3 separate regions of the Homo sapiens genome follow, and all the other regions are linked to region 1. Evidence: chromatin loops called from intact Hi-C (ENCODE). Cell type or tissue: Calu3. All regions are shown on one strand.

The links. Hi-C counts contacts between places; a loop is a spot of excess contacts. Peaks named below come from ENCODE experiments on the same cell type or tissue, not always from the same donor. Only the 100,000 strongest peaks of a DNase experiment are listed, where the experiment ranks them.
Region 2: a loop joins it to region 1, with 1.8 times the contacts of the local background. A loop is called at or near these places in 4 of 110 quality-filtered maps.
Region 3: it touches region 1 in a loop (4-fold over the local background); 4 of 110 quality-filtered maps call a loop at or near these places.

Annotation. Positions count from the first base shown.
Region 1 is chr1:193,553,993-193,561,992 of GRCh38, reverse strand. The region is part of intron 3 of LOC124904475 (a long non-coding RNA gene); the gene reads right to left. Among named protein-coding and RNA genes, the nearest start is that of LINC01031, 250 kb to the right of the region's middle. In Calu3, no CTCF peak of the experiment used is centred here; a DNase peak (open chromatin) is centred at 3,262.
Region 2 is chr1:193,458,806-193,466,805 of GRCh38, reverse strand. The region is part of intron 2 of LOC124904475 (a long non-coding RNA gene); the gene reads right to left. Among named protein-coding and RNA genes, the nearest start is that of LINC01031, 160 kb to the right of the region's middle. In Calu3, no CTCF peak of the experiment used is centred here; a DNase peak (open chromatin) is centred at 3,685.
Region 3 is chr1:193,404,406-193,412,405 of GRCh38, reverse strand. No RefSeq gene overlaps it. Among named protein-coding and RNA genes, the nearest start is that of LINC01031, 100 kb to the right of the region's middle. In Calu3, CTCF peaks have their summits at 3,416, 5,224 and 5,427 (motif pointing left); a DNase peak (open chromatin) is centred at 3,275.

The DNA.
Region 1 (8,000 bases):
ACACCAGTTTCACTAGTTCAAAAAATATTTATTGAACCTTTGCTAAGTGATGGAAACTATTCCTGTGTTGAGAAAACAAAAGTTAACAAAATAGAAATAATTCTTCAAAGAGCCATTACAAACATTACAGTATGAATATCATCCTTGTTTTCCATTTGCTTCAGTTTTTGGCTTTGCATGCGTACTACATAGAAAAATTTTGATTTTTGCAGGTAAATAGCTACAAATGACAAAACATTGCAACCTCAGAACTTAGTCACTCATTCAGAAAGTGTTTACTAAATATTCCCGTGGACCTGGAGTCATGCTAGGTGTGAGAGATAAAACAATAAACAGAAAAAAATGGTCTCTATTCACTTGTGGTAATTTAAAATGTGAAGAGTTATGAGTGAGATGACAGGAAATTTGTTGCAAGTTCTGGCAAGAGAAATTAATATGCATAAAATACTAATCCAAAAAAATGTATTATTCTGGAAAGGATACTTTGTCTCATTTGGCAGTATTTTAAGGAATATATTATTTTAAAAGTGTGTGTTGACATTTTTTTTTTTTGTTTGAGCTGGAGTCTCACTCTGTCACCCAGGCTAGAGTGCAGTGGTGCGATCTTGGCTCACAGCAACCTCCGCCTCTCAGGTTCAAGCGATTCTCCTGCCTCAGTCTCCCGAGTAGCTGGGACTACAGGTGCCCGCCACCATGCCCGGCTTTTTTTTTTATTTTTGTATTTTAGTAGAGACAGGGTTTCACCCTGTTGCCCAGGCTGGTCTTGAACTCCTGAGCTCAGGCAATCCACCCTCCTCGGCCTCCCAAAGTGCTAGGATTACATGCATGAGCAATCATGCCCAGCCATGTGTTGACTTTCAATAATGGTTTTTATTCATATACACATATACATGTAGATATCTATACATCTATATGAATATATATAAGAAATATGCACATATTGCTTAGTGAAAGCTGAATCAAAACCCTGAAACAGCTCACTAAAATTTAGCTGTCATAGAAATTCACTGTGAAAATCACTGCTTCAGTTAAATGGGATAAGCTTATTCTATTCTTAAAAGGAGAGTTTTTTATATAATAATGATAGTTTTCACATTTTCTCTTTATTTTTCCTAAATGTATAATATATTCTAGAGCTGGCTCAAGATTTTCTTTTTCTGGTATGGGGACACAGTTCTAGAAGAGTGAGATTCTATGTTTATAAATAGCATTTTGAAGCAAATCTTGCAAAAAGATTTGCTCCCTCATCAGAATATCTTTAACGAGATCAAAAGAATTTAGACCATAGAGTTCTGTGTGTAGAGAAAATATCCCAATTTACTACTGAGAATCACTCAATAGGCTGGAATTGAGAAAAAAGGTGACCGACTATTTTCAATTTGCCTAGACTTTCTAGATTTTGAAAATCAAAGTCCTACATCCAGCAAAACTACCTTAGTCCTGGGAAAACCAGCATGGCTGGTCATTCTAATCCAGACCCTAGGTATTTTGAGTTGGAGAAGAGAGAAAGAGGAGGGAGGAAAGTAAAGTCAGTGGTCACAGCTCTCAGTAACAAAAGGAGGGTACGATGCAGGGCAGGGCTTCCCTTTCCTTCCTCGAGCAAGACACGTCATGGTAAATCTGGTAGGGCTATGGGGTCAGACAACTGGAAACACTGAGAATCACTTTCTTCAGCTGTCCTTTCTTTATGTTGTGGATTCTGAGCTGAAGAAGAGTAGCACATCAAAAAGGCCCACTGCAGGAGGGATGGATAAGGGAAGAAGGACCAGTGGGCTACAGGATGCATCAGACATTCAGGACCTGCAGTCAGCAGAAGCAAATTTGAAAGAGACCAGATCAGTGGTTACATCAGCCACAGGTCTCATCTACAAATGCCCGGGTGGAAAAGTGGGTAGAGGTATTGCCTCAATACCACAGGACACTCTAAGGGCATTTTATCCATGGACTTCAGTTCTTCTGCCTCATCATGAGATTGCATAGGCCATATTCCTCCCTTCCTAGGTCTTCATTGAAACTCTAATAGAATGAGCATTCTTCTCTAAGAAAGACTGGACATTATCCAAACCAACCGCTGAAATTCTTCTTTAAAATCAGATGGTTTATAGATAGAACCCATCATATTTCTTCTGCTCATCTGAGTTACAGCATGAGTTTCATGTGTGATCTTGCTAGAAGTATACAGCTGCACAAGGCTAAACAGCTAACATTGTAAGGATCCCCAGTCAAAAGATGCCACCCAAAGTGAGTGAATATGGTTTTCTAGCAAGTCAGTCATCAAGAATTTAAGTGCCTTAAGGACACTTACTTAGTACTGTACTTGGTTATGCGCTTTATGTGGCAAAGAAATAAGCTAACAGCTCTTGTTCGTAGTTTTTTCACTAAAATACGGTTCATCTCCAATCTCCTACTCCCGTTGGATTTATTTGTCAGGCTTTACCCACTGCACTGAAACTAAAAGGAAAAAAATATCTTGCTGATTCACATACCTACTCAGAGGCTTCAGCATGCTGGCTGCCCAAGAGAACTTTAACAGCTCAGACCCCTTTCAAACAGCAGTGAATCTCTTTAAATCTAGAGGATTATGCTTTTGAAAGATTGGAATGAGGAAAATCCTCTTTTTAAAAAAAATCCTCCTAAGACATCATAAATCCAAGAGTCAGTATTTTCACCTGGTTTACTAGAGCCAAGGCATTTATATTACTCAAGATATATATTTACTTATTTTTATAAAATATATTCTCCTAGAGGCCTAGGTGTCAAGTGCATTTTCTTCTTCCCCAAATTGTAAATTAATTTTTAAAAACCTTTTGAAAATACACTGTTTGCAGACCAAGAACTGTCCCCCTAACACAACCATGCTTTTGTATCATGTTCATCCACTCTGCACAGCTTAAGTAAAATGACATTGCAGGTAGCCAGATCACTTATGTCACCAAGAAGACAAATAGTTACCTTTGTAACAGAAAGTAAAATAAAAATCAGTATCCAGCTATTTCATCCAGAGAAGTCAAATTGGTACTAACACTCACCAAAAAGTCAACAATTGCTGACACAGTCAGGAGGTTGAGAAAAATCAAGTAGAAATGAGGAAATAGGGTTGCCTGCCAAGCATACCCACAAAAAGCAAAGACGTTTTGACACTCTTAGTGAATTCTCACTACAAGAGGAAACTTTTGTTGGACAACACCCAACAGATCTTAGTGCCAAGGTCAGGATAAGATTGCCCAAGGAAGTGACCCGGACAACTCTGTGTGACTTCTGGCTACACCGTTACCACTGGTCCAGATGCCTGGTGATGCTGGCAGATGCTAAGGCAGTCGGGTGTTTATGGTTTGGATCTGGGAGAAGGAAATACAGCTAATAGCTCCAGTGGTTGAACAGAATTAGAAAAGCTATGACTAAACCACCTCTATAAGATTATGAGTCATCTCTAGATGGTCTTCCCTTTTGTACTGAATGGAACACATTGTTATAAACAACAAAATCTAAATGTAAGTGGAAATTACACAGGGAGTCATTCCAACAATGAGCAAACTTGAGAAGAAATACTCTCTAAGATAAAGGATTTATAAGTACCTACAAAGTGCATCATGTGTGGAATGCATTTGAGAAATATGTCTACCTTGCTTTTTTAATATGTGGGAAATTCAACATGGATCTATTTTTTAACAAAATCAGATTATTATTAGACAAATTATTATTTAAAAACTATATTGCACTAAGTCCTTTTATCAAAATGAAGATCCTACATTAAAGAAAGCAACATGCATTCTTCTCTCTCTGTAAATTTGTACCACCAAATATTAGGCTGTTTTGTTGTGGGGTATACAAGTATCCAAGCAGGTGTTTGAAGGAAGTCCCCAAATCTTATCTTCTTTGAAACAGGGTAATACTCAAATCATTTCAGAGATACCGCTCTCTGTACTATTCTATAGCCTGCAAAATGATTAGGAAATTTATTTTGCCCAGTTCTCTATCTACCTATAAAAATTAGGGCTTTGAATAGAAAGTATATAGATTGGCAAAGATGAGGCTATTCATACCCCAAAACTATGTTGAATTTTACACAAAAAATTTCAACTATTCACTTAGAGAAGTTTATCTGTGGTAAGGGTTTAAATTTTAAAGTAAAAATTCTAAGGATTTCTAATCTTGTGTACTTTACTTATTCATTTGCTTATTTTAGAGAAGTGGATTCTCTTACAGATTGGCATAGACAGGATGCCTAGGACAGCTCTTTATAGCTTGCATTAATACAAGGAAATTTTGTCTTTTTCATTAGAACTCTGAGTTTCCCATCTACCTTATCATGGGTCTAGTTTGAGGCACTATGGTTGAGGTAGGACTGAGTGTGACCAACCACTATAGAACAGATTAAGTCAGGACTAAACACACAATTCCAAGTGAAGGCAAAAAATGAAAATATCAAATATATTTAAAAAAAATTTTTTTTGAGACAGAGTCTTGCTCTGTCACTAGGCTGGAGTGCAGTGGCACGATCTCGGCTCACTGCAACCTCCCCCTCCCAGGTTCAAGCGATTCTCCTGCTTCAGCCTCCCAAGTAGCTGGGAGTACAGGCGTGTGCCACCACACCCAGCTGATTTTGTATTTTTAGTAGAGATGGGGTTTCACCATGTTGGCCAGGATCGTCTTGATCTCCTGACCTCTTGATCTGCCTGCCTCAGCCTCCCAAAGTGCTGAGATTACAGGCATGAGCCACCGCGCCCGGCCGGAAATGTCAAATCTAAAGGTGCCATGAGCAGACAGACAAAAACAGGTCCTGAAACAAAGGGTCTTAGACCCAGGTCAGCAAAATGGAGATGGTGTTAAGGGTGGGGTTTGGGCCCATGAACCAGACAGAGTGGAGCCAGGGAGGATGTCATATGGCATCAATTCATACAGCAAAGATCCTGGAAAAGGAATGCGGGCCTAGCTCTTCAGCAGGGAAGGAGCTTCTGGGGAGCTTGGCTGCTCACTGCTCACGGAAGGTTGAAGTAGCCTTCTTTTGGTGGCACTTCCTTAGAAGATTTGCCTCTTCTTCCATTTCCTATTCCTTTTCTCTCCATTACAGGGTTGAGTGTTTCATTCTCCTGAGTCCCTAACACCCTGTCATCATGGGTCTCCCAAAGTCCTATTTCACATTTTGTTTCTTGTAATCGCCATTTCCCGATTTCTTCCATGGACACCTTCTAATGTGTTTACATGTATACGTTTGTTTGCATGTGTTCCTGAAAGACTGTAGTTTTGCGCGGTGTACATACATTTTTATAAATGGGTGTTTATTTTCTATTTTCTTCTGTTTTTCACCATTTAATCAGAACTGTTGTTAAGCTCCATCCATATAACTGTCTGTTCATCTAGCCCGTTGCACAGAAGTTCTGCTTGATTCTCCATTTAGTAAATCCACCACATCTTAGCATCCACTCCCCTGGTAACGGATTGCCTTCAGTTCTCCCCACCACAAACAATGCAGCAATGAACAGCCTCAGACATGTGTCCCATGAATCTGTTAAAGAATGTCTGTGGGACATATGTTCAGAAGTAGAAGTTTGGGTTGAAGGATACTTAATATGACATAATGCTAAATATAACAAGGTAGTATGTGGCTGCCACAATCAACTCCTACCAGCGCCATGTTAATTTCAATATTCTTACATGCCTGAAAAAGTTGCCATCGTCCATCTTTCTAATTGTTGGCAGCAAAAAGGATGTGCAAACCATGGCCTATTGGTCAGCTGCATGTTTATATAAATAAAGTTTTATTGGAACACAGCCATGCCCATTTGTTTATGTATTGCCTAGGCTGCTTGCATGCTACTGTGACAGGGTTGAGTAATTGCAAAGGGACAATAGGGCCTGCCAAGCCTAAGGTATTTACTATCTGGCCCTTTAAAAACAGTTTGATGACTTCTCAGAAGTGTTAATTGTTTTCATATTCATTTCTCTGATTATTTGAATTGGACATCCCTTTGATACAGGACAGGCAAGCCCCCAAATCGGGGTTTAGCCCAGCAGGATTCTTGGCTTCCTCCAGGAAAGAATTCAATGGTGGGTCAGTGGTGTTAAATAGCAACTTTTATTGAATCAGCAGTGTACAGCAGCAGCAGTGGTGCTGCTCCTTGCAGAACAGGGCTAACCATAGGCAGTGTGCCCAGAATAGCAGCCTAGAGGCATTCCAGCACTCATTCATATTTATACCCACTTTTAATAATATGCAAAGTAAGGGGCAGTTTATGCAGAAATTTCTAGAATGAGAGTGGTAACTTCCAGGCTATCTCCTTGTTGCCGTGGAAAGAAGTGGTAATTTCTGGGTATTGCCACAGCACATTGGTGGGCCTGTGTTATGGGGAGGTGCTTCTGCCCCTGACTTGTTTTAGCGAATCCTCAATTTGGTCCGATGACCAAGCCCCACCTCCAGAGTAGAGTTCTGCCTCCTACCTCACCTTTATATACTTGTTGGCCTTTCGATTTTCCTCTTTAGTAACTTACCTATCTGCACCGTTTTGGATTTTTCTTGTTGATATGCAGGAGTAAGTTATACTCAGAAAGTAGCTCATCAATATTAGAATTGCAAATATCTTCTTCATCCTGTTGGCTGCCCATGAATTGTATATGTGGTGACCTTCATAAAAGTGAAAACCTTAAATTTTGGTATCAAATTAATCAAAGTGCGAACTTACGGTTGATGACTTTGAGGTTAAAAAGCCCTTCACCACAGAGTACTTACTGATTTTTCTGAAGGGATTTTTTTTTGTTGTTTGGTTTTTTGCATTGATCAAAATAATATTTCCTTTGCTCTATTAATGCAATGAATCATGTAAATAAATTTCCTGAATTTCTAAGTTTCTGTAGTTCTTTGATACCTGAACTAATTAATATGGTTTATATTAGTCTTTATTGTATATGTATATTCTCACACTTGGTTGTAAACTACTAACAGAGAAAAATACACACTCCATATTGTAGAAGTCCAATAACACCTATTAAAATTATAAAACTGGAAGAAAGATTGTCATGGCCACTATGAAATGGCTTCCAATTATTGTATTAGACCAACTCTATAAATCTTTCATTAGTATCCTGAGAATCAACTTTACGCCAAACTCAGAATTGTAAAGAATATCTAAACGCTGCTTGCTAGTGCTGGAAAACACGGAGTTGTGTTAGTCATCAAAATTTAAAAACTAAATAGCCAAAAATGAAATTATTCTTGTAATATATAATTAGCATTTCAAAATTTAAAACATACTTTGTTTTCCTCATTAGTTTTGTCATTTCTGTTCAACAACATGGAAAATTATAACCCATAAAAGTGCTTTTGTCCAAAAGAACTCTTGTCCTATCATAACTCTTACATGAAAATTTCCAAATCTTTTAAAAATCTTAATTCATACTCAGGGTTGTTTTACTACCTTTTTTAAATAAAAAGAGTATGAACAAAATGTTTTGATTTGCCCTTTTTCATGATTTTATGCCCACATTATAACGCCTAAGGCAGAGTCAAAAACACAAATAGCTTTCCCTCATTTTTAGTCTAGTAATTCAAGCTGAGTTTCAGATTGGGCAATGGAAATGGATCTATGATAGTACTAGTAATACCAAGAAAATCCACGGTTTATTAGTGTCACACCAATGTCTGTACTCCTTAGATTTAAATGTATTACATATTAGCTCTGTAATAATTTACGCATGTCACAGACCCCTCCTTCTAATTTGGTGCCAAAGTTGTATGTGAATTTCATATTGACAAGAATCCAACAAAAAGAAAGAAGTGTTTTTAATCAGAAACTTTTATAAACAAGTTTCAGCATGGAGAGATTAAATATCTGTGGACTTAAGAATTATAGAGCATCCGAACTATGAAAGTTCAAGTTAAGTTCTAGTTAAATTTTATTTAATCAAAATTATCTTTAATTAGGTATGTGTATTTTAAACTTGGTATCTAACTGACAAGAAATATTCAGATGACATAAGTAAATATTCATTGGCTGACAGAAATA
Region 2 (8,000 bases), 95 kb after region 1:
GCGCAGTGGCTCACACCTGTAATCCCAGCACTTTGGGAGGCCGAGGTGGGCGGATCACGAGGTCAGGAGATCGAGACCATCCTGGCTAACATGGTGAAACCCCGTCTCTACTAAAAATACAAAACAAAATTAGCCGGGCGTGCCGGCGAGCGCCTGTAGTCCCAGCTATTTGGGAGGCTGAGGCAGGAGAATGGCATGAACCCGGGAGGCGGAGCTTGCAGTGAGCCGAGATTGCGCCACTGCACTCCAGCCTGGGCGACAGAGCGAGACTCCATCTCAACAACAACAACAAAATAATAAAAAAAAAATTAAATTAAATTAATAGAGTAGGAGCAAAAGGCAAGTGATGTCAAGAACCTCTTTTATTTCTGCCAAAAGCACCTCTTCCCTATGTTGATGAGTTAGCATACATTATTCCTCCAGTCTGTGCTCAGAGACTGAAGCAATATAGAAGGAGAAAAATGAAGTACAAGTTAGAACCAATAATACCTTACACTTACATAGTGCTAAACATATGCCAGACACTCTAAATGCTTTACACATATTAGTGAAAGTTAATATATACCTCATTAAGGGCCCACCCCACAAGGAAGATATTATCTGCCCCCCAGATAAAGATATTAAAGCAACAGACTTTGCATAACTTACCTAAAATGATATACTTAATAAGTAGAAGAATTGGGCTTTCAACACAGATATCCTGGTTCCAAATTCTGTGCTCTTAATCACTCTCATCTCGCTAAGGAAAAATAATGGCTATTCACAAGTATAATATCAAATTAAAATAGTTAGAAGGTAGTGGATCAATGAGCAATCTAAAACAGCATGCAACAACATAGAGGAATCTCACAGACACAATATGAGTGAAAGAAGGCAGGCAAAAGAGTGTATTCTGCATTATTCCATTTATTGTATATAGTATACTAGTATATATAGATATATACTATCTACATTATTATAGATATATAGTACATGTCATATAGTGTATACAATATGTAATATATACAGTATATACACTATGAGATATCTAGACATATATAAACTATTTATTTATACATATATACTATATATATAGTATATATAATATTTTTCATTTATATATGCCAAATGACAAAAAACAGGCTATGCTGCTGGAAGTTGGGATAGCAGTCACCCTTGGGAGAGAGGGGTAGTAACTGGAAGGAAACACGAGGAGGGCTTCTGGATGCTGTTAGGCCTGCTTCTTGTTTGTTTGTTTGTTTGTTTGTTTGTTTTGGTCTGGGGTATTGATTACCTGGTGTGTGAGCTTGTGAAAATGCATCCAGCTATGTACTTATGATATGTGCCCATTTCTGTGTGTATATTGTATTTCAATAAAAGGTTTTAAAAGGAGGAAATGATAGGAGCTTTTAGATTATGTCAAATAAAGCAGGGAATGGCCCTCTTTTTTTTTTTTTTTTTTTTTTTTTTTTCTGAGATGGAGTTTCACTCTTGTTGCCCAGGCTGGAATGCAATGGGTCGATCTCAGCTCACTGCAACCTCCACCTCCCGGATTCCAGTGATTCTCTTGTCTCAGCCTCCCGAGTAGCTGGGATTACAGGGGCCTGCCACCATGCCCAGCTAATTTTTTGTATTTTTAGTAGAGATGGGGTTTCACCATGTTAGCCAGGCTGGTCTTAAACTCCTCACCTCAAGTGATCAGCCCACCTCGTCCTCCCAAATTGCTAGGATTACAGGCGTGAGCTACCGCACCCAGCCTCCTCAGTTTTACTAACACTCTCCTTCTGTCACATTCTAAGCTAGGAGATTCTAAAGTGTCATATCCCCTTCTATGCCTTTCCTACCTTTCTTTCTATTTTTCTCTTTAATTTTCTTTTTTTTTAAGTCTTTTTATTAAGGTAAAATATACACATATAATGTATCATCTCTGTTGTCAAAAAAAATCTAAAAAGAGGGAAAGCTATTTTTAGTTTCTTGCACTAAATAATAATTTGAATATCCAGCCTCACTTTTATTTAGGGAAAAGTGTTACAAATAAAAGATAAGAAAGATAACATTTTCTGAACCATCAATAATTAAAGAAGTTAACAGTGACTAAATCGCTTTTTCCCAAGCATGAAGACTGGTGTATAAATGTGTCTCCACCTCCTGTAAGACACTCTTCCCTTCCTAAGTACTGCTACAGCCAGTACCAGAAGGGGGTGGGAGGGGAGGTGCTGTTAGAGATTGGGCTTTTTTCAGAGTTCGAAAGAAAAAGAGAAATCCAGAATTCACAATTGAAAGCTTTGAAAAAGTGTAAAAACTATGATATCTGATTTCACGGCTCTCAAACTCTCAGAACATTGGTTTTGAACAGGACATATCTTTCTCCAAACTGCCATATGGGCCTTTGAGCCTGAGATATCTAATAATGAGAAAAATAAGGGAGAAAATACACCACATTCCCAGAGATTGTTTCTAATGGAAACCCAGTTTTGACAACCCTACCACCTGCTTTATATCATTAAACTGAAAGAGACTATGAATAGGCAAGGGGTGAGGAGAGACATTGCTAATAAAATATTTAAGAACATCAGGAAGAGCCACGTCAGGCTTTTAGTTTACCCAGAAAAAGCATCTTCCTAAAGTATCACTTGACCAAGATTTACTGTATTAATAAAATCACCTTCAGATTATAAAGATAGAAAAATGCATAAAATGCAGGCAGATAACCTATTTTTAAAATCTGGAATGAAAGGACAAAATGTTTTAGATGAAAGACAATGCTAAGCATCTTGCCCTTTGAGGTTGCAGTGTTTACTTTGACCTCATTATTTGCAGGTGATTGGTACTAAGTACCAATATCTGAAAATCATCTGAGATGTCCACATAACGTTGCATAAGATTTAGTATGCCTTGAAACAAACTAACAAACAAGCAGGGATGACTACCTAGTTAATGTCTGAACACTATCTCCTCCACAATTATTGTTGCTAGAGGAGATGAATGATTGATTGTATGTGATGGAATTTACCATCTTTCAAATGTGCATTTTCCTCTTGAATACTGAAATAATGATGGTCCCAGAGAGCCATGCACATTGCCCAATCCATCAGCATTTTTCTCCGTGTTTGACTTTCATTCCTCTGCATTTGATTGCTTCTGAAATAATGGTAGCAGAATTGAAAATGCTTTTTATATTCCCCAGATGATTTTCATTTGCAATAGATAAGCAAATGCAATTTTTCCTATTACACTAACCAGGAAAAGACACCCCCATACATTATAGCGTTCAATAAATACAGGGGAGGGGATTCCATTGGGTACGCTAGCACACTCAAAAGAGAAGGAACTAAGAATGACGTGCAACTAAGCAAGCAAAGTCTTTTTCATCCACACATGCCTAGAAAGTGAGTAGATGTCCTATCTACACATTAAAAGTACACGTCAACCTAATTCTGGGGCCTATTTTCTACATATAAAAAATGGGATTAAGCACAAATCCTGTGCAGTGATTTTTTACTAATTTAAAGTGACATGAGAAGCTTGAATTATCTATCATTTCAGTACATTTGAGTTAATAGCTCTGTCTGGCATTAGTTTCCCTACAATAGAATTTCTCTCCCTACCCTCTTTTTTGCCTCACCCACAATACTTCACCAGTCAGTTTTTGAACAATGGGAAATTGTTTTCTTTGTGGCATTTAGTACTTATCACTGACTGCGGAGGGATTTGCGGAGGAAAATTCCTAAGAGTTTTGCAAGAAAATGTGAGCTGTCAACCTGACTGATCTGCATAAACTCCCTCCTAAATCTCAAATATTTTGCTTTTGTTTCAGGTTATTTTCAATGAGAAAATAACATGAAGGGAGAATGTTTTAAAAGTCCAACTTTCGGCTTCTTTTGCTTCATATTTTGTTACTTTCTCTTTTTTTGGCAAGAGAAACTTAATTATGTAAAGTAGCAACAGCTCACCCAGATCTTGCACTGATCCACAGCACAGATAAGCAGTTTTGAGGAAGTTAAATATTCAGTGAAGACGCTACTAATCACTACCCCAGGAACAGCCCCAAAGGAAGATTATTCTTTGCATTGTGGATGCGCCTGTCATTTGCAGAGCTTTGCAAATACTCAAAAAAGGCAGAGGCTTGGGGAAAAATAACTCTCAAAAGTGAAAATGTAAAATTTACATTGTTTCATAAATTGTACCATCATAATAAAGGTTTATAACATTTTTCTTAGAAATTAAGAGAGAAGCTAGTCTTCTTATAGTTTCAGAAGAAAATGCATTGGAAACAAATCTTATGTGATATGAAATCTCTACAAATTCAGCGATTTGGCTGAAAAATATCTGCATATATACAATGCAGCATTCTTTAGAAATAACAATGCATTCTGAGGGCATTTCTAACAAGGCTAGAAATCATTTCCCCCATATTTTATTCAACTCTTGCCAAATATAGTCTCAGGTTGGTACCTACAAGCACACTTCATCACATTATACTTGGACCATAAATTATTATTAGAAAAACTTCCTAACCTTGAAATTCAATCGGTTCTGTTTGGGTAATCTTGTAGTTTTTAGAAAATGCATCCACATCTAAACTTAAAACAAAAGAATAAAATTTAAAAAAAATCAATGAAGGTATAATTAACAGTATAATAATATAGGTAATACATGTATGAGTGAGATATTCAAAAATGTAATTTAAGCAATATCACTATAAATTTTATAATTTTAGATGCCCTTAGATATGTCTAGGAATAATAATCATGTATTTGCAGCATTCATGTCAGGCTCTTCCTACACAAATTTTTGAGACTGAGAGTTTGATGAAATTTTATGGGTTGTGCATGAACCATGTTTGCGAGGGCTCAGACTTTCATGATAAACTCTGGCTCTGACCTGCTGCTTCCATGCACACTCCCCTTTCACTCCTTGCCACCTGCTTCAGGCATCGTCTTGCCTCTGCTGTAAACTGAACTAGACACAGAACTCATTTTCTTTTCACTGATTTCCGCCAACAAAACAGCCACAATTTTAGCTGAAAGTCTGGGGAGCAAGAAGCTCAAACAACTGAAAAGTGATAAGATGTCCCGTTCTTAAAAGTGCCTTGGCAAGCAGCAGCCTTTTCTCACTTCGTGTCTTCTCTTCTCTTGTGGGTGCCCACTCCTTCTAAATTCCCAGTCATTTCTCCTGCAGACTGGTTTCACCTTCTTTTTTCTCCTTTCAGACTTGCACTTCCAGTCTCCCTTTCCACCCTTGATGCTTAGGTGCTAGAAAGAGAAAGGAGTAGAGGCCATACTAACAACAGTCCTGTGCCATTTCTCGTACTACTTTGGAACATGCAAATTCCACAGATGTCTATCTGTCTGGGAACCTGGGATAGAAATGGGCTTGTGGGAGTAAAATTATTTAAAGTTAAAAAATGTGGCATTTGGACACTAATAATTATCAGGTTAATTGTTCTGAACACTAACAATTATCAGGTTAAATTCACTCATTTTGCAGAGATTTAACTAACCAGAATTCTCAGTAGCAAAACCAAGCCACGAACTCAGTTCTCCCAACTTGCAAGTTCATGATTCTTTTCTATCATCTAATATTTTTACCTTGTGTTTTTTTTAACTTCAAGGCACTTTCTTATAAATATCATTTCCTCCTCTTATATTTCACACTCAGAACTTACTACAGAGGTTAGGTACACGAACTTGGCTTTACTGTCAATGTTTTAAGAATTCTGACAGCTTTATTGACTAGATTTCTATAATGATAGGGGATTCATTTGTCCATGAGAAGCTACAGGTAGAGAAAATAATCCCCAAACTCTCTTTTTTCATGAAAGAATGTGCAAAGCCCAGACAGAACTGAGAAATGGAAAGGCTCCTGGGCCTAATGGAATGCTTACTGAGATCTATTGATTCTGAAGCAGCACATTGATTGGCCATCTAACTCCACAGTCTGTAATGTCTAGCCGAAAGAAAAAGTATGGGAACAGATAAAAGATGTCAGGGATGTCACCAGCTGTGATCACAAGTTTCCAAAAGGGATTGTGACAGTTAGTGAAGCATCTCTTTAACGTTAGTCCCCAGGAATATACTGTCAAGTATTTGTCTCAGTAAGAACCATGTGGCATCTCAGATATTTTCACTTTAGAGTCACATGCAGTTTTAGTATCTAGGTTTGTTTAGATGTTTACATATTGTGAATCACTTACATTGTTATTATGTATTGCCAACTGAAGAAAAGTAAAGAAATAGAGACTTTTAGAAAGTCCTTTACCATAAGGCTTTATTCCGTCAGTCATCCAGACTTCCAACTCTATAAGGGGCTGAATAGATAAAATTAAAAATAATAATAATAATAAAAGAACAGCAGCATGATATAGGGTGTAGGCACAGGAACTTGAACTAGGCTGTCCTGGTGCAAATCCTCATTCTAACATTAAATGGCAGTATCTTTGGGAAAGTCATATAACTTACTTTTCCCTCAGTTTCTTAAACTATATTATAGGGATAATTAATCATACCTACCTCATAGGATTAAATCAAATTGTATTTTTAAGTGTGTAGAAAAATGCCTGGCACCTAATAAGTGACATAAACTGTTTTTAATAAAATAATAATAATAACTTACACCCAGACAGCTGGATTAACCTGCAGGCACATCAGACTTCCTTACTATTTCAATGCTTCCCAGCAGACAGGATCACAGGGTAAATTGATTCAGACTGCCACCAGATAAAAAGATAAGGATGGGAAATTTGGTTTGTCAAATCCAAAAATGGTGTTTTAATATTATTAGAAAAGTCTTTACATCCTACTAATCTCCTCAGGTAAAACTGAAAACCAAAAAATGATTCATTTCTTATGTCTAGAAACAGAAAATATAGGGACAATCAATCTCCTTTGTTAGTAGAGATATTTAACTTCAGGTTAGCTAACCTCTGCCACTCAGCAGGGTCCCCCAACCACCAATTATTGTGTATTCAGGGAGTGCAAACCAATTAACCTGAGCAAACAAGAATAAAAAGATAAGTCTCACAAAGGGGAAAAACCATACAGTGCTCTCCCAAAATTATTCCCTTTGCGAACTGCAATCTTTATTGATTCTCTCATTCTCTTCTTTCTTAGTCAGGGTGGCTAATAAAAAGTTGACTATATACAATTTTTCTATAAAGCTAAATGTTCCTGAAGGATGTGAGAAATAAAAGGAGCTAATATGACTACATTAAAATAGCAGTCAGAATAGTGTACCACAGGAAGGGAATAAATTAAAAATATTATGAGGAATGAAAAAGAATTCAAGATTAAAACAAAAACCACTTACCCAACTAGAAAGGGGAAAAAATAACTACAACCAGGAACATCTACCTAACTTGTGGGGACCAATACAAAATGAACAGGCAGAGGTTCTTGTTCAAAACGTATTAAAAAAAATAAGATGGTAAGAGCAGAGCACTAAACCAAGTGTGGGGTCCTTCTAAGCGTGTACCTGCATAGGTCATGTGCCCATGAAGCCCGCCTTGATATGAAGACATGAGCTTATAAGTATTAGAAAATGAGAAAAGATCAAGGTAAGCACATAAATTCAGATGAAAGTCTAGAAACATTTAAGGCACAAGAAAGGGAAATATTGGAAGACCTGATAAAAGGGGTTAGATTAAGTGAATGTCAGAGAATAGAGGGAGAAGACTAGGAAATAAAGATGAAAACGTGAACAGATAAGAAAGGCCAAAGTGAAAAGACAAACCTAAGTCAACTCCACCTGCAAAAAGCACAATAGCAAGGTAGACCAAAAGAAGCAAGTCCATATTTGACCCTCCAAATCAAGCAACCAACAAGTTGGTACCATGTGCCTTCATGCCAGGGAAATGACGATTCCAGCTACCAAAGAGCCTAATTAGAAGCAGCGGAAGAGGGACTGTGAAAAGGGCAATGACTAAGTGTTACATAAAAAGTTCTTTCAAAGTCCTTTGAGTAGGAAAACATCTAAATGTGGGTCAACCTATTTTTTTAGAATAAAGAGAATGTCTGACAATT
Region 3 (8,000 bases), 150 kb after region 1:
ACAATCCCCAGAAGTATAAGAATGATATATAATCATTCTATACCACATTATAAAGGCTGATATATAAAACTGTATGTCATCTAATTAATTTGGGACCCATTAGAAAAATTAGTTCAAAGCAACAACAACAAAAATTACACCTCAAAACTACAATTTTTTTAAAACTATCTTACAAAATATTTGGGGTTTTAACTTAATCTAACACAGGAAAAGTCTGCTTGCTTATAGCAAATATAGATGAAGATGGGCTGGAAGTAAGGGTTGAAATGGGTGCAGAAGAGAGAAATGGAAACACATAAGAAACAATTTAGAAACCTTATAGACTCAGCGTGGTAGGGGTTTGTCTGTTTTAGAGAGAATTAGTCGCAGAGGAAGAAGGCTGTTGACGCCTTTGATCAATGAAAAACCCTGGAGAGGAAAGACTTACTCAGTTCAGGGTTAAATAGAGATTAAAAACAAAATGCTTAGAGGAGATGAGATGGCAAAGAAGGCCAGAAACTTTTAAAGTAGTGGGAGCCAGCACACACAGGAACTATGATCAATCTCTAACGTCTCACACTTCATTCAGAGCTTTCTTCAAACTGCTGAAACCATGTTATTTCATAGCATTTGGGCTGACTTCAATCGTGAAATATTTTTAAAACTGTCTCTCAAAGAATGGAACTTTTCTTTTAAATCATAATTAAATAAATGTTGTTAAAAGGAAACTCTTATAACAAGTTTAGAAATTCCATAATTTCTTTTCCTCAAGAAGTGATCTTATTTTATAGTCCAGATGGTAATGCTGACCCTTATTAACACAAATTAAATTGCATATATCACCTAAATTGTGCCTCATAGTTTTATCCAAGAAAAACAATGAATATTAGCAGATTTACACAGATGTTTCTTCTCTGATAAAAGTAAGAAAACTCATCAGAAAAGATTAATTTTGTCCTCTTACACTGAGATACGAATCAGCCATGTAATTGCTACATAAATATAAACATAAAATTTTTGTATTAGGTATTAGTTAGAAAAAAACAAAGTAGACCTCTTACACAATTGGAGGTGAGAAACTCTATGGAAAGAACGTCATAGAACACATCCATACAATTAGTAACATGAGATTCTGACAAAGTCAGACCAGATGCAAAGCAAAGCAATTATAACTAAAGTTAATATGGTAATATTCATGAATACTTGAAGTTGTGACTAACTACAAGTGAATGACTGAAAAATTTCACATTAGATACCCCTTATTTTTAACAGTGGCCCCATGGTAAATCTAATAATGGGGGTAAATTTTAATAATTTTTCTATAATATGGAATGTACTCAGAAAATGACAAAAATTAAACTCTAGATTTAAATTCCAAAATCTGTAGTATGACAATTAAAATACTACCTAGAGAGGGTACTAGTTAGGAGTACTAGTTAATCTGTATAGGGTACTAGTTAAAGGTGTGGATTCTGTAGGTGGACCATGCAGATTACCATTCCACCTCTCCTGCTGGCATTGGTCTTTTCCAAGTGACTCGACCGCTGTGAGCCTCAGTGTCTTCACTATAACATAGAATAATACTAGTAGTAGTAGGTGGCAGTAATTTTACATAGAGGTGCCACAATATCTTTTTGCCATCCACTGGTTTTCTGAATTTACAATACAGAGCCAGGTTCTCCACTTTGGAGGACCAGAAAGGGTCCTTTATCAATATACCCAAAGTCCATCAGTTTCTCAGTAATAACTTTATAATAACTAAAACCACAAAAGATTGAAGGTATCTAAGAATACCAATCCTTAAAAACAACCCATGAAGTACATATTATTATCCCCATTTTTCAGATGAGGAAACTGAGGTTTAAAAGTTTAACTCTCCCAATATATCAAAACAACTGAATAGCAGAGCTGCTCTTCAAACCCTAGACTGTAACACTCCTATACCACTCTGCAATAATGGTTCTCATGAATGTTTTTATTCTACAATAAAGATGTATAAGGATAGCCACATTTGTATAATCTATCACAGTGGTTCACAAAGTATGGCCTGGAACCCCTGTGGGTCCTTAAGACCTTTTCAGGGAGTCCATGAGGTGAAAACTATTTTCATAATCATACTAAGATACTATTTGACTGTTCTATTTTCATTCTTTCATCAGCATATAGCGAAGTTTTTCAGAGGCTCCATGATCAGTGATATTGCAAGAAATTGAACGCAGAAACAGATATCAGAATCTAGCTGTCTTCAGTTAATCCGGACATTAAAGGAACTTGCAAAAATGTGAAACAATGCCACTCGTCTAACTAAAGTGTTTTTTCTTTTTTTTTTTTTTTTTAGTTTTGGAAAATAAGATTTTTATTAAAATGTTATTTATTTTAACATGTAATGGGATTTTTTAAAATAAATTATCAATACATATTTTTAGATATTCTCAGTTTTTAGTTTGAATCTACTAAACATACTTAGGTATAACACACATAAACAAAAGCTCTTCAGGGGCCTCAATAATTTTTAAGAGTCTAAAGGTGTCCTAAGAACAAAAGGCTTGAAAACTGTGAAGAACTTTCACAGTACTTATGCCATTGCCAATACAAGATTATAGGTAAGGAAAAAAGATTATACAAGGAGTGTTTTTCAATAAGCAGCCAATTTAGTTTGATAGTTTTCTGGTCACCCTGAAATCAAATGTTATTTGTACCACTGCACCTACCCAAACTGAAGGCATTTTTCCATGATGAAAGGCCTTCCAAGAAATTATTGCCAGACGATATTATGTGAATTTTTTTATTGTTTGGGAGGAAAATGGGATATGAATTAAGAAGTGAGAAGTTGAATGATTCTAGGAAAATGATATTTTATTGTGTGTTTTTAAAAAGGAGTCCATATCTTAAAAGATTGATTGCTAAAGAATCTCTTCCACATAATACAGGGAAAGAAGATGAAAAAATTAGCTTACTACCAACTATCATAAGTCTTTAACCTTAAAAAAAACATGAAGTCTACATATATGTGTGTGCTATAAAAATGTAACTATAACAAAAAATACATATAATTTACATTATATTACATATACCATTTAGATAAACCTGTTACTTCTGTGCAGGTTCCCCCAGACTCACCCTCACCCTTTCTTTCTATGTCCTGACCCCAAATCATGAAGTGCCTTGGCTGCTCTGTGACCTCGCCAGCTGCAGTTTTTTCCAGCAGGCTTGAACCGAAACCACGGCCTTGAACATTTCCAGACACTGAAAAAGTTATCTAGGTTGTTGCTCAAAACACTAAAAGAAACTGGCCCCGGGCCCTGAGCCAAATTCCTCAACCCTTGATAAAAACTTCCTACATGACTCCCTCATTTCAGACATACCTAGGTAGAACAGCCCCTTTCTCTCACTGTCCGCCACAAGGACTGGAGCAGCGCTCTGTAAGTTCCCCTAATAAATTCCTTAGATTCATCACCCTGGCGTTTAGTGCTTCTTTCTTTAGAATCTTAACCAGCCCCATCTCTGGATGGTTTGGGGAACTTCCCTGCAGAAATTCCCCTGCCGCCACTTTTGGAGCAATTCCAGCCATGGGTTTGGTAGGACAAAACGTCTGACAGAGAAGAAAATAGGAGGCTCACTGCTGCCTTGATCACTATAACAACTTTGTTGATATATGGATAACTATCTAAATGTTCCAAATACAAACTAATGTTCCTATATCTAGCAAGTGTATATTTAAATGGTGAATTAGGATTCTCCAGAGAAACAGAACCTATAGAGATTAGGTAGATAGAGAGATAGACAGATGATGGATGGATGGATGGATAGATAGATAGATAGATAGATAGATAGATAGATAGATAGATAGATCGATAGATAGACAGACGGTTATAGAGATAACTTATATCAATAAGTTATTGACTCACTGATTACAGAGGCTGAGAAGTCCTATGATCTGACATCTGCAAGCCGTAGACCCAGAAAAGCCTGTGGTGTAGTTCAAAGGCCTGAGAGCCAGAGGACCGATGATGTAGACTCCGGACCCAGCCTGAAGGCTTAAGAACAAGGAGCACCGAGGACAGAAGACTGACGTCCAATTCAAGCAGACAGGCAGAGGAGAGCACAAATCCAATCTTCCTCTGCCTTTTTGTTCTTTTCAGGTGTTCAAAGAATTGGATGATGCCCGACCAGGTGCGGTGGCTCACACCTGTAATCCTAGCACTTTGGGAGGCCGAGGCAGGCGGATTGCCTGAGCTCAGAGTTCGAGACCAGTCTGGCAACACGGTGAAACCCCTTCTCTACTAAAATACAAAAACTTAGCCAGGCGTGGCAGCGTGCGCCTATAGTCTCAGCTACTCGGGAGGCTGAGGCAGGAGAATTGCTTGAACGGGAAGCAGAGGTTGTACAGTGAGCAGAGATCACCCCACTGCACTCCAGCCTGGGTGACAGAACTAGACATTGTCAAAACATAAAAAAATTGGATGATGCCCATCCAGTTATTTTCAGGCGCTCAAAGAATTGAATGATGCTCTTTGGGGAGGGCCATCTGCTTTACTTAATTTACCAGTTTAAATGTCAATCTCTCCCAGAAACATCCTCATAGACATACCTAGAAATAACATCTAAACAGACATCAGGGCATCCCATGGCCTAGTCATATTAACACATAAAACTTACCATCACAGATGGTGTTTGTCACCTCTAACCTATCTCCAAACAAATCATAGATGATTTTTAGAACATAACTTTTTAAATTTTTTAATCGTTTATATTTGCTGCGTAATCTTTTCTGTCTTATTTCCCGTATGTATAGAATGATAGCGCATAGAAAGAAATAATTCTCACATATTTAAACCAATGTTAAATGGTTATAACATGTAATTACTGCAGCCTCCAAAAATGATGATGATGATGGCATATTCATCAAGATGTAAATGTATTAACAAAGCAATGCCAATTGCTTAAATTCTGGTACCTCCATATATAGTCTACATCATTATAGAGGGGCAGGAGAAATGCAATAGCAAAACTACCACCTTAATAAAACAGCTCAAAATAATTTACAGGCATTTTTACTTCAAGATTTCTTAGATTTGCTGTTTGGCATAAACTAAGTAAGTATAAGAGACCAAATATGTGAAAGTAACAAGTAAGTGCAAGAAAAAGAAACATATTCCAAATAAGCCATAAACAACCTCTCTACTACAGAGAAAATACAGTCAAAGGCTGTTGAGTTATCCACAGACACAAAGGCATTTTTTAAAAAGTGGGTGATGGTGTGGAGGGAGGAAAGAGATTTGACTTTAATGTTAAATGTTATTGGAGTTAGCAAGCATTAACTCTAGACTATTTTTCTCTCTGATTTACACAAAGGTCAACCTCTGACTGAAAAATGTGAGCCACAAGTGAAATATTTAATTTGTTAGACGACCTCTAGTGGTCATCCAAGACACACGTTGGCATGTGAAAGAAGAGTTGTTTATGTTACCGAGAACAAAATGATCAAATAACTAGGAGGGATCAGGAAAATGTCCTTTACGGTAACAGAAATTTTCGCTTGATAAAATAACTGTAGAGTATATCAAAATGCTTTAAAATGCATGCACATTAATCCTAAAAGTCTATTTTTAGAAAAGTATCCAAAAAAAAAATTTGACAAAGGCTCAAAAATGTTATGAGCAAGAAAGTTTATTCCAGCATTGCTGAGCAACAGTGTGTAGTGGCAAACAATGTCAATTGATTAAATAAATTATGGTACATTCATATAGTGAAATACCAATGCAGCCATCAAGAATAATAATAATGTCATTATGTTAAGTGAAATAAGCCAAGCACAGAAAGACAAATATCCCATGTTGTCACTCATATGTGGCAGCTAGAAATGTGGATCTCATGAAGATAGAAATTAAATTGGTGGCTACCAAAGGCCAGGAAGGATAAGAAGGAGGGATGATGAAGGGAAAATTATATATAGAGATATGTAAATGTAGTTATTACCACTTAACTGTACACTTAAAAATGGTAAGGATGGTAAATCCTATACATGTACTTACCTCAATAAAATTTATTAATAATAATGATGACATATTTATTGAAATGAAATGAGTTAGCAAAATAATGTTGAATTTAAAATCAAGTTAAAATTACAATAAAATAATATATAATACCACCCTTGCTAAAAAATTATGAGTGTTTTTATCTGGAAGGTATAAACTATATAACCAAAGGATTAGAGGTAAATCTTTGAATAGTAGAATTATAGATGGGATTTGTTCACAAATTGATTTTCTCCTTTGTTGTATATTAACATATTATTTTGTGATAATGATTTCTATAAAAATTAATACACATAAAGAGATAATGGTCCATGAGATTACAGACTATTTCTCACAAAATTTATCAAGAAGGAATTTTTCCTGATCCATCTAGCCCTACCACCTTTGATGGACTTTGCAAATATCTCAGTACAATCCAACTAGCTGACATGTTTTCTCCCTCCCTCTAAAAGGTTGAAAGATAACATAGTATCCTATGCACACTTCCTTCCTGGAGCTTTATTTTTTTAATTGCACCTTAATTGACCAAAACAAGAAAGCATACCATAGATTTATTTTTATTCTTGAAAGAATAAAGGGTTTTTATCCAGGAATTTTGATTATTTAACCCAAATATTTAATTTTCCCAACCCCAAATGATTGAGGTAGAGAAAAGGCTATAAAACACAGAATTTTAGGGGTAACTCTGTCTGAAGTCATCATAAGTTTTGTACCTTAGCTTCTTATATCACTTTTACTATCAAATGTCCTTTTAGAAAGCATTGTCCACATTATAAAAATGGTCCAGCATCCTGAAATTGCTTCATTTACATCATAACTAAAGGTCCTTGATGGACTAAAGAGTCATTTTCTACACTGTTCAGGGAGTGAACATATGCATGACATGGATGGGACATAGGCCTGATATACCTTCTATTTGTTCTCAAGTTTCCATTGCCTTTTGTATTATTTTCTATTGTTCCCATATCAAATTACCACAAGTTTAGTGGCTTAAGACAATGAATTTTATTATCCTACAGTTTTATAAGTTGGAAGTCTAACACAGGTCTCACAGGGCCAAAGTCAAAGCTGTTTTCCTTTCTGTAGGTTTTGATAGGATCTATTTCCGTGACTTATTCACCTTCTAGATGCCTCCTACATTCATTGGCTTATGGACCCCTTTTTTCACCTTCAAAACTAGCAAAGGAAAGCCAAGACCTTCTCACATCTCATCGCTCTAACTGCTTACATGGTTACGTCTCCTTTTCTAACTCTGCCTCCTCTTCTGCCTCCCTCTTCTACTTTTAAGGACCCTTGTGATTACACTGGGCCTGCGCAGATAACCCAGGATGTTCTCCCTACCGTAAGGTTAATTGACTAGCAATCTTAATGCCACCTGCAAGCTTAATTCCCTTTTGCCATGTAACCCAACATATTCATATGTTCCAGAGATTAGGACGTGAACATCTTTGGGGCCATTATTCTGCCTACCACACCATTTAAAATGTTAAAACATTTATTATGCCAAAGGAAATTATGAAAAGATACGTAATTTGTAGAATGGTATTCTACACAATGGAAGAATATCACATTCCATATAAAATTTGTCAAATGGTAGTTATTCTCTAAAGGTGGCTTTCTAATTAACCACGCTTCCAAATAGTCACGCCTTTATGTTCCCTCATTTTGGACCTAGGCTGGCCCTGTGACTCATATTTGACCAATAGAATATAGCAGAAAGATTCTGCATGACTGCTGAGGCTAGGTCATAAGAAGCCATCAGCTTCCACCTGAGTCTCGGGATGTTTACGCTGAGGGAAGCCAGCTACTGTGTAACAGGCCCAACTATCTTAAGAATGCCATACTAGAGACAGAAAAACCTGGAAGTCAGCCCACAGTATCCCAACACTCCCAGGTGAGATGCCAGATAAGTAAATGAAGAAGCCATCTTAGACATCCAACCCAATCAAGCCTTCAAATAATTCCAGCAACAACAATCATCTC